2 separate regions of the Homo sapiens genome follow, and region 2 is linked to region 1. A link is a loop called in an ENCODE intact Hi-C map of the cell type or tissue named here. Cell type or tissue: mammary epithelial cell. All regions are shown on one strand. Each heading gives the region's core, and the rest is flanking DNA. Links, peaks and the distances in the headings are about the cores only.

What was found. A loop is a pair of places that touch in the nucleus more often than their neighbours do. Peaks named below come from ENCODE experiments on the same cell type or tissue, not always from the same donor. Only the 100,000 strongest peaks of a DNase experiment are listed, where the experiment ranks them.
Region 2: a loop joins it to region 1, with 8 times the contacts of the local background. A loop is called at or near these places in 23 of 110 quality-filtered maps.

Annotation. Positions count from the first base shown.
Region 1 is chr3:57,643,280-57,651,769 of GRCh38, reverse strand. DENND6A (DENN domain containing 6A) reads left to right here. Exons shown (of 20, transcript NM_152678.3): 10 at 5,332-5,454; 11 at 6,014-6,109. It also overlaps a transcript of PDE12 not described here. Among named protein-coding and RNA genes, the nearest start is that of DENND6A, 46 kb to the left of the region's middle. In mammary epithelial cell, for the core only: a CTCF peak has its summit at 4,869; a DNase peak (open chromatin) is centred at 4,809; H3K27ac peaks cover 1,148 bases.
Region 2 is chr3:57,848,498-57,856,987 of GRCh38, reverse strand. SLMAP (sarcolemma associated protein) reads right to left here. Exons shown (of 25, transcript NM_001377540.1): 6 at 7,172-7,234. Among named protein-coding and RNA genes, the nearest start is that of SLMAP, 96 kb to the right of the region's middle. In mammary epithelial cell, for the core only: a CTCF peak has its summit at 3,884 (motif pointing right); no DNase peak of the experiment used is centred there; H3K27ac peaks cover 1,068 bases; H3K27me3 peaks cover 120 bases.

The DNA of each region.
Region 1 (8,490 bases), core at 307-8,306:
TTTTGCCATATCTCTGTCATTCTTTGAACACTGTCTTGCTTTCTGGTGTGAGATATTCCGGGTTTATCTTTTTTTTTTTTGGTAATTAAATAAACTGGTTTGTAATTATCATATCATACAATATTCAACCTTTTAAAGTACAATTCACTAGTTTTTTAATATATTCACAAAGTTGTGCAACCATCACTGCTAATTCCAGAACATTTTCATCACCTCAAAACATAACCCTGTACCTATTAGCAGTTCCCATTCCCTCTTCTTCCCAGCCCCTTGCCATTACTAATTTACTTTCTGTCTCTATGGACTTGCCTGTTTTGGACATTACATTTAACTAGAATCATACAAAATGTGACCTTTTGTGTCTGTCTTCCTTCACCCAGAATAATGTTTATAAGGTTCATCTGTGCAGTATCATGAATCAGTACAGATGCTCCTAGACTTATAAGGGGGTTATGTCCTGTTAAACCCATTGTAAGTTTGCAAATTGTAAGTTGAAAGTGCGTTTTTGATATTTTCAGTTTACAATGGGCTTATCTGGAGGTAAGTCTGTCATATGTTGAGGAGCATACTGAATGCGTACTGCTTTTGCAACATCATAAAGTTAAAAATTGTAAGTCGACCCATTGTAACATGGGGACTGTCTGTACTTCATTTTTTTAATGGTTGAATAATATTCCATGTGGATGGGCCAGGTGCAGTGGCTCACGCCTGTAATCCAAGCACTTTGGGAGGCCAAGGTGGTCAGATCATCTGAGATCGGGAGTTCGAGACCAGTCTGACTGGCATGGAGAAACCCCATCTCTACTAAAAATACAAAACTAGCCGGGTGTGGTGGCACATGCCTGTAATCCCAGCTACTCTGGATGCTGAGGCAGGAGAATCTCTTGAATCTGGGAGGCGGAGGTTGTGGTGAGCCAAGATCGCGCCATTGCACTCCAGTCTGGGCAACAAGAGCAAAACTCCATCTCAAAAAAAAAAAAAAAATTCCATGTGGATATACTACATTTTGTCTATCCATTCACCTTTTGATGCAGGTTTGGATGGTTTACACTTTTGGTTATTATGAATAATGCTACTGTCCACATTTGTGTATACGTCTTTGTGTGGACATGTTTTCCATTCTCTTGGGTTCCAGATCATCTTGTATTTTCTCTTCCCAAGCCCTAGAACCAGCCATTTCTCTAAAAAGCCTTTGTTCTTTTTAGCAGAGAATAAGATTTAGAAGACAAGATCTGGGCACTTGGTGTGCTTATTGATATTGAGATATCATTGCTTTTAGACCCTCTCAAGTGGACAAAGCTAGGATGTGTGTGTGTGTATGTATGTGTGTGTGTGTGTGTGTGTGTGTATGTAAATGCATGTATATATACACACTCATATATTAAATTATTTTTTATTAACTGATTTAATCAATACCTCTGTTAGTAATCAATGCTGCATCTCTGCTGCAACTTTTTTTTTTTTAGGTTTTTTGTTTATTTCAAAAGGTTTTTGGGGAATAGGTGGTGTTTGGTTGCATGAATAAGTTCTTTAGTGATGATTTCTGAGATTTTGATATACCCATCACACGAGGAATGTACACTGTACCCAATATGTAGTCTTTTTATCCCTCACCCCCTCCCTCCCTTTCCCCACTGAGTTCCCAAAGTTCATAGTATCATTCTTATGTCTTTGCATCCTCATAGCTTAGCTCCCACTTATGAGTGAGAACATATGATGTTTGGTTTTCCATTCCTAAGTTACTTTAGAATAATGGTCTCCAATTCCATCTAGGGCGCTCTGAATGCCTTTATTTCATTCCTTTTTATGGCTGAGTAGTATTCCACGGTGTGTGTGTGTGTGTGTGTATATATATACAGAGAGTCAGAGCCCAAAAAGGGGAAGATGGCACCCACTTGGAGACGTGGTCTAGTGGGATAGAGTAACCTGAATGAGACAGGAGGGTATCCATGGGGGTGGGGGTGGGGGGTCAATCCAACAAGGAGAATCAGAGAGTGAGCAGGGTAAGGAGGGTATCCATGCAGAAGGGAAGCCAGGTGTAGAATGTCAGGGCCCAGGGGAGATGAGAAAAGTATTAGCATGGGGGACAAATATATATATACACACATACAACTATATATATATATATTTTTTTTTTTTCACTCATTGATTGATGGGCATTTGGGCTTGTTCCATATTTTTGCAATTGTGCATTGTGCTGCTATAAACATGCATGTGCAAGAATCTTTTTTTTTTTTTTATGACTTCCTTTCCTCTGGGTAGATACCCAGTAGTGGGATTGCTGGATCAAATGGTAGATCTACTTTTAGTTCTTTAAGGAATCTCTGTACGGTTTTCCATAGTGGTTGTACTAGTTTACATTTCTACCAACAGTGTAAAAGTATTCCCTTTTCACCACATCCACACCAACATTTATTATTTTTTGATTTTTTGATTATGGCTATTCTTGCAGGAGTGAGGTACTAGTGCATTGTGGGTTTGATTTGCATTTCCCTGATAATTAGTGATGTTAAGCATTTTTTAATGTTTGTTGGCAATTTGTATATCTTCTTTTGAGAATTGTCTATTCATGTCCTTAGCCCACTTTTTGATGGGATTGTTTATTTTGTTCTTGCTGATTTAAGTTCCTTATAGATTCTGGATATTTGTCCTTTGTTTGGATGTATAGATTGTGAAGATTTTCTCCTATTCTGTGAGTTGTCTGTTTACTCTGCTGATTATTTCTTTTGCTGTACAGAAGCAAAATAAGTCCCATCTATTTATCTTTGTTTTGTTGCATTTGCTTTTGGGTTCTTGGTCATGAAGTCTTTGCCTAGGTTTATGCCTGGATGGGTTTTTTCCAATGTTATCTTCTAGAAATTTTATGATTTCAGGTCTTAGATTTAAGTTTTTGATTAATCTTGAGTTTGTTTTTGTAAAGGATGAGAGATGAGGATCCAGTTTCATTCTTCTACATGTGGCTTGCCAATTATCTCAGCACCATTTGTTAAATAGGGTGTCTTTTCCCCACTTTATGTTTTTGTTTGCTTTGTTGAAGATCAGTTGACTGTAAGCATTTGGCTTTATCTCTGGGTTCTCTGTTCTGTTCCATTGGTCTATATGCCTATTTTTATACCAGTACCATGCTGTTTTGATGACTATGGCTTTACAGTGTAGTTTGAAGGCAGATAATGTATTGCTTCCAGATTTGTTCTTTTTGCTTAGTCTTACTTTAGCTATGCAGGCTCTTTTTTGGTTCCATATGAATTTTAGGATTGTTTTTTCTAGTTCTGTGACGAATGATGGGAACAAGCAGTGTAAGGAGGGCATTGATGGGAATTGCGTTGAATTTGTAGATTGCTTTTGGCAGTATGGTCATTTTTACAATATTGACTCTACCCATCCATGAGCATAGGATGTGTTTCCATTTGTTTGTGTCGTCTGTGATTTTTTTCAGCAGTGTTTTGTCATTTTCCCTGTAGAGGTCTTTCACCTCCTTGAGTAAGTATATTCCTTAGTATTTTATGTATTGCAGCTATTGTAAAAGGGGTTGATTTGATTCTCAGCTTGGTTGCTGTTGGTGTATAGGAGAGCTACTGATTTGTGTACATTAATTTTGTATTCGGAAACTTTGCTGAATTCATTTACCAGTTCTAGGAGGTTTTTGGATGAGTTTTTAAGGTTTTCTAGGTATATGATGTCATCAGCAAACAGTGACAGTTTAAATTCCTCATTACCAATTTGCATGCTCTTTATTTCTTTCTCTTCTCTGATTGCTCTGGCTAGGACTCTGCTGCAACTTTGTCCCCCAAGCTAATAGTTTTCTCATCCCCACTGGGCCCTGACATTCTACACCTGGCTTCCCTTCTGCATGGATACCCTCCTTACCCTGCTCACTCTCTGATTCTTCTTGTTGGATTGACCCCCCACCCCCACCCCCATGGATACCCTCCTGTCTCATTCAGGTTACTCTGTCCCACTAGACCACATCTCCAGGTGGGTGCCATCTTCCCCTTTTTGGGCTCTGACTCTCAACACCAGGTCAAGCCTCACATGAGTGCTCTCCTTACCCTGCTTGTGTGCTTACCCTACTCCAGGGTACTTCTCCATGGAGATACCCTCATTTCTCTGCTCTGACACCTTATGCCAGGTGGTCCCACATTGTGACAACCTCCTCAACTCATTCTGTCTTTGATGCTACTCATCAGGCTACCTGTCTGTGCTTCCTGGGCTCTGTGAACTGAAACCAAATAATCCCCACACATGTATACATTGCTCACCACATTTGGGCTCCAGCAGTTCCACAGTAGGCCACTATCTGCATGTAGATGTCCACCTTACCTTACATAAGCTCTGACACGCCTCCCTGGTCAATACGGCTCTCTTTCCCTCATGGCAGAGATACCTACCATGTTCTGCTTTAGGACTGAGTTGTTTAGGAAGGGAAGAGGAAGAGCTCCTTTGCCTTACCCATGAGCTGTTTTTTTGTTGTTGTTTGTTTCTTTTGTGGCACTTATCTTGTTTTTGAATAGTTAAAATTAACTCCCCTAATTTCCATCTCATAATTTGTTGCATATTTTTGCACTTAATTGTTGTTTGATTTTTCTTTTCTTTTTTATTTGCATGTGTGTCTTTTCAACTGAGTGGATTGGTTGTGATTTTCATAAATAGATAAGATTTTCCCCCCTAATCTACTAGGAAAATTTTTTACCAAGCCAGGAGGAAATTCCTAAATAAGTGAAAGTTACCAAGTGTCTTAGGCCTGGTAACATACTAGCAGAGTTGTGTCCCAACAGGCCTCCACCCAATTCCAGGGCTGCTGTAAAAATACTCAGCACTTCTGTAGAGGGAGTATCTGCCCAGGAGTTTCGCTCTTGTTCAGCATTAGCACTCCCCCTTGTGATTTGTCATCATTCTTTAATGTCAGAAGTATTGGGTTTTAAGTTAAGTATATCCAATAAGTGCCCTTGGAAAATTAATTTTTCTTATTTCCTTAAAAATATTTAGGATTGAAATTCAAAGTATCAAAGCAATATTGATAAAATAGATCGATCATATGGTACAACAATTTGAGAATTATATGCTTTTATTGTCAGTTATTCTGTGTGTCAATATATTACATTTAATTTTGTAAAAATTAGGATGAGTCAAATTGATAGATATTTTTATGTGGATAAAAGGGACTTATGTCTCTATACATCACCATATTCTAAATGAATTTGTGTATCAGATCAGGATACAAATAGCAGGAAGAATTTATATCAATGTGGAGTTTTTAGAAAGATTATGTAGGAATTTTAAAAACAGGATTGGCTACATTAAAAAGTATTTCTACTGTGCATCACCTTTCAGGTGTTTCTGCCCAGTTTTCCTTCATAGTCAGATGCTCTGGGAGCTGGTGCTGTTGGGGGAGCCCCTTGTGGTTATGGCGCCATCACCATCGGAATCATCAGAGACTGTATTGGCACTTGTTAAGTGAGTCTATTTGGTTACTATTTCTGGGTTTTTTTTTTGGATGCTGCAGTACTTAACCTGTTGGTGATATTTGCAGCACTTCCCACCTGTCGTATTTTTCCCCACCCATTATTGCATTGATCCATGCAAAAACCCTATCAGAAGGTAATGCTTATTATAGCACCATTTTATGGATGAGAAAATTGATTCAGGCTCCCTGAGGGCTGGAACCATGCCTTTGTTGTTCTGAGTGGCAGGCACATTGATTCATTACATGAAGTTGTTCCTTGATAAATATTACTTGTGTGAATGATCAGTGTAGAGTCAAAGGCACATAGCTAGTGAACAGTAGAGCCAGAATTTCACCGCATCTTCTGCCCCAAACCCAGTGTGTTCTTTCAGTATGCCATTTCACATTACATATATCTGTCTTTCTAATTCTGTGAAATGAGTTTACCATTTATTAAAATAAACAAAGTATCCCTTTGTGTGTATACCGTTTGTATAGATGTTTTCTAGTTATAGATTAGGACCTTTAATTTCTGTGTCCTTTATTTTACATGTTCTTCCTGCTCCACAGCTGTATTTCTCCATTAAAGTACTTCAGTGATTTCCGACCTTATTTCACTATTCATGATAGTGAATTCAAAGAATATACTACCCGTACCCAAGCTCCGTAAGTAAAAATAACTTCTATTGACCAGGTATTACCTTTATAACCAAAATTGTGTAGAATTATTTTTGGTAATAAAAGCTTATAGGCAGAATGATCTTATAAAAGGAAAGTTTGAGGAGCTGCTGGAAATAATTTTAGATTTTAAGAGTTAGTACCTTATTTGAGCGATTTTATGTATTTATTTTTATTTATTTATTTTTGAGACAGAGGTTTGCTCTGTCGCCCAGGCTGGAGTGCAGTGGCATGATCTCGGCTCACTGCAACCTCTGCCTCCTGGGTTCAAGAGAGTCTCCTGCCTCAGCCTCCTGAGTAGCTGGGATTACAGGCATGCGCCACCACGCCCGGCTAATTTTTGTATTTTTAGTAGAGACAGGGTTTCACCATGTTGATCAGGCTGATCTCGAATTCCTGACTTTGTGATCTGCCTGCCTCAGCCTCACAAAGTGCTGGGATTACAGGTGTGAGCCACCACACCCGGCCCACGTGATTTTATTTATTAATGGAAGCTATATTGTCATTAATAGCGACTGGGTTGTACTTTCAGTTGTACTTCTTTATGAAAAATCTTTTCAATCTGTAAAAAGAAAAAATAATCTTACCCTTTCCCTTTTAGCTCTTGCTCTATCGCTCACCTTCTTTTTACAGCTAGATTTCTAAAGCAACAACAAAAATCTGCATGTACGATCTCCACTTCCTGATTTTCTGGTTGCTTCTAGTCAACTGCGGATTGACTTCTTCATATTCACTGAATTTGTTCTTGCCAGATCATCAATACCCTTCTCACTGTTTCACCCAGTGGGCATATCATTGCCCTGTTTTTCCTTTTCTTTCTGTCTTTCCCCCTCCCCTCCCCTCCCCACCCCTCCCCTCCCCACCCCTCCCCTCCCCTCCTCACCCCTCCCCTCCCCTCCCCACCCCTCCCCTCCCTTCCCCTCCTCTCCCCTCCTCTCCCCTCCCCTCCCCTCCCCTCCCTTCCCTGTTGCCCAGGCTGGTCTGCCACCTCTTCTTTCTTGTAACATTTACACTTTTAACCTTAAAAATATTTTAATCACCAGCCAGTCGTGATGGCCCATGCCTGTAATCCCAGCACTTTGGTAGGCTGAGGCGGGCAGATCACTTAAGTCCAGGAGTTAGAGACCAGCCTGGGCAACATGGCAAAACCCTGTCTCCACAAAAAAAATACAAAAATTAGCTGGATGTGGTGGCATGCATCTGTAGTCCCAGCTACTCATGAGGCTGAGGTGGGAGGATGGCTTGAGCCTAGGAGGCAGAGGTTGCAGTGAACTCAGATCGTGCCACTGGACTCCAGCCCTGGGGAACAGAGTGAGACCCTGTCTCAAAAAAAATTTTTTTGTAAATCTCTAATACTGTTCTCTCCTGGGCTGTCTTGTGGTGCATCCCAATCTTCTTTGCAGACTTCTTTTCTCTACGAATCCCTTAAATGTTGGTGTTCGCTAGGTATTGTGTTCTGAGTTCTGATTTCAGACTGATAGTTTTTTTTTTTTTTTTTTGAGATGGAGTCTGGCACTGTCATCCAGGAGGGAGTGCAATGGCGCCATCTTGGTTTACTGCAACCTCCGCCTCCCGGGTTCACGAGATTCTCCTGCTTTAGCCTCCCAAGTAGCTGGGATTACAGGTGCACACTATCACACCCAGCTAATTTTTTGTATTTTTAGTAGAGACAGGGTTTCACTATATTGGCCAGACTGGTCTTGAACTCCTGACCTCGTGATCTGCCCACCTTGGCTTCCCAAAAGTGTTGGGATTACAGGCATGAGCCACCACGCCTGGCCCAGACTGATAATTATTTCTGTACAGTTTTTTTTTTTTTTTTGAGACAGAGTCTCGCTCTGTTGCCTGGGCTGGAGTGCAGTGGCATGACCTCAGCTCACTGCAAACTTCACCTCCTGGGTTCAAGTGATTCTCCTACCTCAGCCTCCCAAGTAGCTGGGATTACAGGCATGCACCACCACACCCAGCTAATTTTTGTATTTTTAGTGGAGATGGGGTTTCATCATGTTGGCCAGACTGGCTCGAACTCCTGACCTCAAGTGATCCACCCGCCTCAGCCTCCCAAAGTGCTGGGATTACAGACGTGAGCCACCGTGCCTGGCCCTTTCTGTACAGTCTTATCTGTACCCATGGCTTCTGTTAATACCCCATGTTAATGACTGAAATATATCTTTCTAGCCAATATCTCTGTGAGGTCCAGACCTATATAACCAGGCGTGTGTGTGTGTTGTGGGGGGAGGGGGATGTTTTAAGCACATTGCCCCATAGAAGATAGAAGTCTTAATGGCATCTGAAACTAAACATGTGCAAACTGAATTATTTTTGTCTCCCTCTTTTCTCCCCTAATCTCATACCTCTTCTTTCTTTTC
Region 2 (8,490 bases), core at 132-8,131, 210 kb before region 1:
CAAAACAACATTTCAGTCAACTATAGACTGCATATACACAGTAGTCCCCAAAAATTACAATGAAGCTGAAAAATTTCTATCGCTTAATGACATCATAGCCATCCTAACATTGTAACACAAGGGGGCATTACTCACGTGTTTGAGGAGATGTTGGTGTAAACAAACCTACTGTGCTGCCAGTTATATAAAAGTATAGCACATATAATTATATATAGTACATAATACATAATAGTATTATATGACTTTATCAGTTTATGCATGTACTATACTTTTTATTGTTAATTATAGAGTGCATTCCTTCTGCTTATTAAAAAGAAAAAAACATTAACTGTAAAATACCTTCAGAGAGGTCCTTTAGGAGGTATCCAGAAGAAGGCACTGTTATCACAGGAGATGACAGCTCCATGCATGTTACTGCCCCTGAAGACCTTTCAGTGGGATATGATGTGGAGGTGGAAAATAGTGATAATGATGATCTTGATACTGTGTAGGCCTAGGCTAATGTGTGTGCTTATGTCTTCATTTTTAACAAAAAAGTTTAAAAAGTAAAAGCAAGTTTAAAAAATTTTTAATAATAAAAAGCTTATAAATTAAGAATAGAAACAATATTTTTGAACAGTTGTACTACGTGTTTGTGTTTTAAGCTAAGTGTGAATACAAGAGTCAAAAAGGTTTTAAAACTTGTAAGTTTATAAAGTAAAAAAGTTACAGCAAGCTAAGGTTAGCTTATTATTGAAGAAAGAAGAACTTTTTTTTCTTTTTTTGAGACAAGAGTCTAGGTCTGTCACCCAGGCTGGAGTGCTGTTGCATGATGATGTCACTAAGTGATGGCTCACTGTAATCTCAAACTCCTGAGCTTATGATCCTCCTGCCTCAGCCCTCCAAATAGCTAGGAGGCAGACACACACCACCATGCCCAGTTAATTTTTTTTTTTTTCTTTTTCTGAGACGAAGTCTCTCTCTGTTGCCCAGGCTGGAGTGCAATGGCGCGATCTTGGCTCACTGCAACCTCCGCCTCTTGGGTTCAAGCAATTCTCTCACCTCTGCCTCCTGAGTAGCTGGGATGACATGCAGCACCACCACGCCTGGCTCATTTTTGTATTTTCAGTAGAGACGGCGTTTTACCATGTTGGACAGGCTGGTCTCGAACTCCTGACCTCAAGTGATCCGCCCGCCTTGGCCTCCCAAAGTGCTGGGATCACAGGTGTGAGTCCCCGCACCCAACCTCCAGCTAATATTTTTATTTAAAGTTTTTTTTTTTGTTTTTTTTTTTTTTAACAGATGGGGCGTTCTTATGTTGCTCAGGATGGTCTTGAACTCCTGGTCTCAAAGATCCTCCCACCTTAGCCATCCAAAGTGCTGGGATTTCAGGCATGAGCCACCATGCCTGCCCCAAAAACTTTTTAAATATATATTTAAAGCAGCCTAAGTGTACAGTGTTTATAAAGTCTACAGTAATGTCCAGTAATGTCACAGGCCTTCACATTCACTTACCACTCACTTAATGACTCACCCAGAGCAGCTTCCAGTCCTGCAAGCTTTATGCATGGTAAGTGCCTTGTACAGGTATATCATTTTCTATCTTTTTCTTTTCTTTTCTTTTCTTTTTTGAGACAGAGCCTTGCTCTGTCATCCAGGCTGGAGTGCAGTGGTGTGATCTCGGCTTACTGCAACCTCTGCCTCCTGGGTTCAAGCAATTCTGGTACCTCAGCCTCCCGAGTAGCTGGGACTACAGGCATGTGCCACCATGCCCAGCTAATTTTTGTATTTTTAGTAGAGACAGGGTTTTGCCAAGTTGATCAGGCTGGTCTCGAACTCCTAGCCTCAAGTGTTCCTCCTGCCTCGGTCACCCAAAGTGCTGGGATTACACTGCCTCCAGCCTTTTTCTATCTTTTATACTGTTATTTTTACTGTACCTTTTCTGTGTTTAGATATGTTTCTAAACACGAATACTATTGTGTTACAACTGCCTTCAGTATGCAGTACAATAACATGCTGTATGGGTTTGTAGCCTAGGAGCAATAGGCTACACTATATAGCCTAGGTGTGTAATAGGCTACGCCATCTAGGTTATGTAAGTACAATGTATAATGTTCACACAAAGACAAAATCACCTAATGAGATCATATGCCTGTTAAGCGATACATGATAGTATATACATGTATACATGTGTATATATACAACCACATACACATATATGTGAATATATGTGAAATATATACATCTCAGAACAAACTCATTCCAACTGAAGCCAAGATAATCTGGTCATCAGCAAAAATACTTTATAATGGCTTAATTGCACAAGTATGATATCCAAAATAGAAATAGCTTTTAATTTTTCCTTTTAAAAATGTTGTTTATATAAACGTATACATTTTTGTTTTATTTCTGAGACAGAGTCTCATTCTGCAGCCCAGGTTGGAGTACAGTGGCATGATCTTGGCTCACTGCAACCTCCACCTCCCGCGTTCAAGCAATTCTCATGCCTCAGCCTTCTGAGCAGCTGGGACTACAGGTGCACACCACCATGCCCAGCTAATTTTTGTATTTTTTGTGGAGATGAGCTTTCTCCATGTTTGCCAGGCTGGTCTTGAACTCCTGGTCTCAAGTGATCTGCCTGCCTCGGCCTCCCAAAGTGTTGGGATTACAGGCCAAGAGCCCCCGTGCCCGGCCAATATATACATTTAAAAAGAGAGATTGCTTCACTCGCACAGCCTATTGCATTTTCAGGTGTTCTGATTCTCTCTGACTATATAACACTTAGCAGTAATTAATATACCAAAATAGGTAAGAGTCCACTGAATATTGGTTCAATGTAATTAAGGGACTTATAATGGGAGAATTAAATAACTATTTGGCAGCTCCAAAGATATATATATCCAAAGATACATATATATTTACACATAATATATATATATAATGTGTTATATATGTTATGTGTATATATATACACATTATATATTATATATAATATATATTATATGTAAATATATATATATATATATATATATATATATATATATATATATATAATTTTTTTTTTTTTGAGACAGAATTTCACCCTTATTGTCCAGGCTGGAGTGCAGTGGCATGATCTCGGCTCACCGCAGCCTCCGCCTCCTGGGTCCAAGTCATTCTCCTGCCTCAGCCTCCCGAGTAGCTGGGATTACAGGCATGCGCCACCACGCCCAGCTGGTTTTGTATTTTTAGTAGAGACGGGGGTTTCTCCATGTCGGTCAGGCTGGTCTCGAACTCCTGACCACAGGTGATCCGCCCGCCTTAGCCTCCCAAAGTGCTGGGATTACAGGCATAGCCACCGTGCCCAGCCCAAAGATATATTTTACAGAGAAAGACATTGGTGTACAAAGTCTAAACTTTAGGTGGCTTGTTAACAGTTAATAGCTGTTAAGCGAGACTCCTTTACTCAGAATCAAGGTGAAATGCTCATAGCACTTAGTTGTGGTTTTGGCATACCTTCTTCACCTTGTTCTATTCCTGTCATTATCCAGAGGAACACTTATGACCCTAACGCCTCTGAGACACCTCAACAGAGAAGTATACACTTCAAACATAGTACTTGAGGTTTAAAGCATTAATTTATTGCTCTCCACATCCTTGATAAATAATGACTACGGAAAATTTTGTCTACTTAGAGGTACTACATTTTAATATAAGCTATAGGTTATAATAAAGCTATCGGTTAAAGAATCTAATAAAAAGCCATACACCTCAGAATCCATATTAAAACACAGCTTCACTTAAGAGACTATTTGCCAAGTTTAAGTTCCTAAAACATTCCTAACATTCAGGAAATCACTCAGATGCTGCAAAAAGTTTTACTGAAAAACAAAACCATCAACCAACCATATCTTTAGAATCTACTTCCACTAGATGGTGTAATTTCACCTTTTTAATTCAATTCCATTTAGAGTTTAACTCCATGAACTATATCCTAACAGAAATCTAATATGTCCAGGAATGGTCTTTTAGTTAGTTCTAAGGTATAAAATGCATCTATTCCAGTTTTTACTTAAAATGTTCACAATTTACATTAGAACTTTAGCAGTTCAATAAGAACATATACAGAAAAGACTGGTATAATTTTATCTCAAAGAGCTAGAAAAGGAACAGCAGAGGATTAGGACACTAGGGATATTCACAGAACAAGAAGGTTGGAAAGAGTGAGAGAGTGAGGGAGTGAGATTTGCTATCCACGATGACTAGTAACAGTAGTATACATGCCTGGGCAAATAATTTAACCTATATGAGCCCCACATTTCTCATATGAAAAATGAGGTTTAAACTACATTAATCTCAAAGTTTTCTTCCACCTCTAATAATAAGCAGCTTAATTAATGTGCCTTCCTATTGAATGGTAAACTACTAACATTTATGGCATACATTCTATGTGCCAGGAACTGTTCTAAGTGCTTTACATATATTAATTTTTTTATTCTTCACAATTCTGTGTAAGTTAAGTGCTATTACTATATCCATTTCACAGATGAGGAAAATGAGGCACAAAAGGGTTAAACAACTTTTCCAGTAGGTCAGAAATTAAAGCCAAGGATTAAATGAGGGAATTTTGGCTTAGAATACTCTTAAATACTCTATTAAAATCCAAATGTGTAATGTTTTTCTATGCATACATTATGCCTGGTGGAAGATAAGATCTGATTAATACATTGATAATTTTCTGTTCATTTTCATAGATGTGTACATTCTTAACTAAGATGAAACTGTTCTCACTGATTGATTCCTATAAAAGAATGTAGGGGTCCGGGTGTGGTGGCTCAGGCCTGTAATCCCAGCACTTTGGGAGGCCAAGGTGGGCAGATAACGAGGTCAGGAGATTGGAGACCATCCTGGCTAACACGGTGAAACCTCCTCTCTACTAAAAATACAAAAAATTAGCCAGGCGTGGTGGCACATGCCTGTAGTCCCAGCTACTCAGGAGGCTGAGGCAGGAGAATCGCTTGAACCCGGGAAGTGGAGGTTGCAGTGAGCCAAGATCACGCCACCGCACTCCAGCCTGGGCAACAGAGCAAGACTCCACCTCAAAAAAGAATATAGGGACCCAGGATCACAGGTTTGGTTCTATTATTTGAAACAAAAGACAACTGAAGGCCTACCCACATAAAATGACTCACTCAAGGTCACAAAAGTGGGTTGAGTAGCAGAACTAAGATAAAAACCTCAATCTTGCCTGGTGCGGTGGCTCACACCTGTAATCCCAGCACTTTGGGAGGCCAAGGTGGATGGATCACTTGAGGTCAGGAGTTTAAGGCCAGCCTGGCCAACATGGTGAAACCTAAAAATGTACTCTACTCTATTAAAAATACAAAAAATTAGCCAGGTGTGGTGGCACATGCTTTTAATTCCAGCTACTCGGGAGACTGGGGCAGGAGAACTGCTTGAACCCGGGAGGTGGAGGTTGCAATGAGCCTAGATTGCGCCAGTGCACTCCAGCGTGGGTGACAGAGCGAAAGTCCATTTCAAAAAAAAAAAAACAAAAACAAAAAATACCTCAGTCTCTAATCTCCTGATCCAGGAGTTTTCTTTAACCATGCTCCCTCACCAGAATAAGAAACATAATCTAGCCCAAACCCACAAAAACCAGAAAAAAAAAAAAAAACAACCCAAAACACTTGTTTGCTTTTTAAAGATTTATACGGTTCTTTAAATATGGCATTAACTTGAAGCAGTATCTGCTCTACACCAAGAAATTATTCTGTGAATCCAGCAGCACAGCACAGTAGTTACACAAAGCAGAAAATCTGAGGTCTGGCTGTCCAGGTTCAAATCCCAGCTCTACCATATACTTGATATGTGATACTGTATAAATTATTAAATCTTCCTGCCTCTCAGTTACTCTATCTGTAAAAATAGGAATAAAATATGCACCTTGTAAGACTGTTGTGAGAATTAAATAATATAGGTAAAGTGCTAGAATGAAGCTTGGCATATAATAAGTGCTATATAATTACTTGCTATTAATATTATTAAGCAATCAAAATCTCTCCCAGTTATTTTTTATTTAAAAGTCATCTATGGGCCGGGCGCCATGGCTCATGCCTGTAATCCCAACACTTTGGGAGGCTGAAGTGGGTGTATTGCCTGAGCTCAGGAGTTTGAGACCACCCTGGGCAACATGGTAAAACCCTGTCTCTACTAAAATACAAAAAATTAGCCAGCTGTGGGTGGTGGATGCCTGTAGTCCCAGCCACTCAGGAGGCTGAGGCAGGAGAATCGCTTGGGCCCAGGAGGCAGAGGTTGTAGTGAGCTGAGATTGTACCACTGCACTCCAGCTTGGGCTACAGAGTGAGACTCCATCTCAAAAATAAAACAGAATAAAATAAAATAAAACAAAACAAAAGTCATCTATGGATAAAGAATTGTTTTGGGGCTCGGCATGGCGGCTCACACCTATAATCCCAGCACTTTGGGAGGTTGAGGCAGGAAAAAGACTTGAGCCCAGGAGTTCGAGGCTGTAGTGAGTTCTGATCATGCCACTGCACTTCAGCCTGAGAGACAGAGCGAGACCCTGTCTCCAAAAAAATTTGAAAACAGATTTTTAAAAACTGTTTTGGAACCTCCTCATACTTGAACAAAAAAATTCCTCTTGTACAAAGGCTTTTCTCTAGATTTAATGTTGACTCTTTTATCTTTCTTCATAAGATCTACTTTTAATCCTTTGTTCTTTTTTGAAAAGACAGTATTTCTTTTCTATTTGCATCCAGCCATTTTTTTATCCTATATTTGTGAATTTGCAAAATAAAATATAAGTTGTTTAATTCTGCCCTTCTTTTCTTCAGACAGGGTCTTGCTCTGTTGCCTAGGATGGAGTGCAGTGGTGCCATCAAAGTTCACTGCAGCCTCGACCCCCTGGGCTCAAGTAATCCTCTCACCTCCACCTCCCAAGTAGCTGGGACTACAGATGCACGCCATCACACCTGGTTAATTAAAAAAATTTTTTTAAATTAAAGGGGTCTCACTTTATTGCCCAGGTTGGTCTCAAACTCTTGGCCTCAAAGAATCCTTCTGCCTAGGCCTCCCAAAGTCCTGGGATTACAGGCATTAGCCACCATGCCTGGCCCTAATTCTGCTTTTAAGAACTTTTAAAAGTTTAAAAGAAATTCTGCTTTTAAGAAGTCTCAAGATGTACTTTTACCTGTAGATACTGAGAAAGCTGGAATAGTTCCTGAGAGTACATACTTGGAGTGTTAGCAGCAACCTAGAAACAAATGACACAGTATCAACAGAAAACACTTCATAAAGAACATTAAAGACAAACCAATTTCTTGAAATGTCTACTTACTTAAATATGCAAAATAACTGTTATTAAAATCACAAATTTATAGCACAAAGGCAATATAGCCTTTTAAATTTTTTTCTTTTCTGACGGAAATATAGCCGTTTCTTAATCCAGAAATAAAACCTCCTAATCAACAGATCCACATATTTTCCCTTTAAAATTCATCATTAAATACTTCTTTAATATTTTAACAAGCCTCATTCATTTAGAAGTAGCCATCTTCAAAATGGTATTTTTATGTGGTATAGGTAGGGCAGGGGCATGAAATACAACACTTTGTCCAGTGGCCTGAGGCAATGTTTCTTGAAATCCATAGGTAGGTTTTAAGAAAAAAGATGGGAAGTAATGGTGTTTAAACACTGTAAGTCATAGTCAAACTATTTAGAACTCAAGAGTATTATAAGGAATATCTTCTATAAGGGTTTTTTCAAGGCTGTAGAATATAGAACCATGGCATTATTAAAAAGAAAAACAAACAAAAAAGGGCCGGGCGCAGTGGCTCATGCCTGTAATCCCAGCACTTTGGAAGGCCGAGGGGGATGGATCACCTGAGGCCAGGAGTTCGAGAGACCAGCCTGGCCAACATGGTGAAACCCCGTGTCACGCTACTGCACTTCAGCCTGGACGACAGAGCGAAACTCCATCTCAAAAAAAAAAGAAGAAGGGCCAGGTACGGTGGCTCACGCCTGTAATCCCAGCACTTTGGGAGGCCGAGGCAGCCAGATCACCTGACGTTGGGAGTTCAAGACCAGCCTGACCGACATGGAGAAACCCCGTCTCTACTAAAAACGTAAAATTAGCAGGGCATGGTGGCACATGCCTGTAATCCCAGCTACTTGGGAGGCCAGGGCAGAAGAATCGCTGGAACCTCGAAGGCGGAGGTTGCAGTAAACTGAGATTGCACCATTGCACTCCAGCCTGGGCAACATGAGTGAAACTGTCTCAAAAAAAAAAAAAAAAAAAGGAGTAGGAGGAGGAAGAAAGAAGAAGGAAGGAAGAGGAAAAAGAAGAAGGAAGGAGGAGGAGGAAGAAAAGGAAGAGGAAGAAGAAGAAAAAGAAGAGGGGGAGGAGGAAGGAGGAAGAGGAGGGAGCAGGAAGAGGAAGAAAAAGGAGAAGGAGGGAGGAAAAAGGGAAGGAAGAAGGAGAAAGAAGGAAGAAGAAGAAAGAAGAAGGAA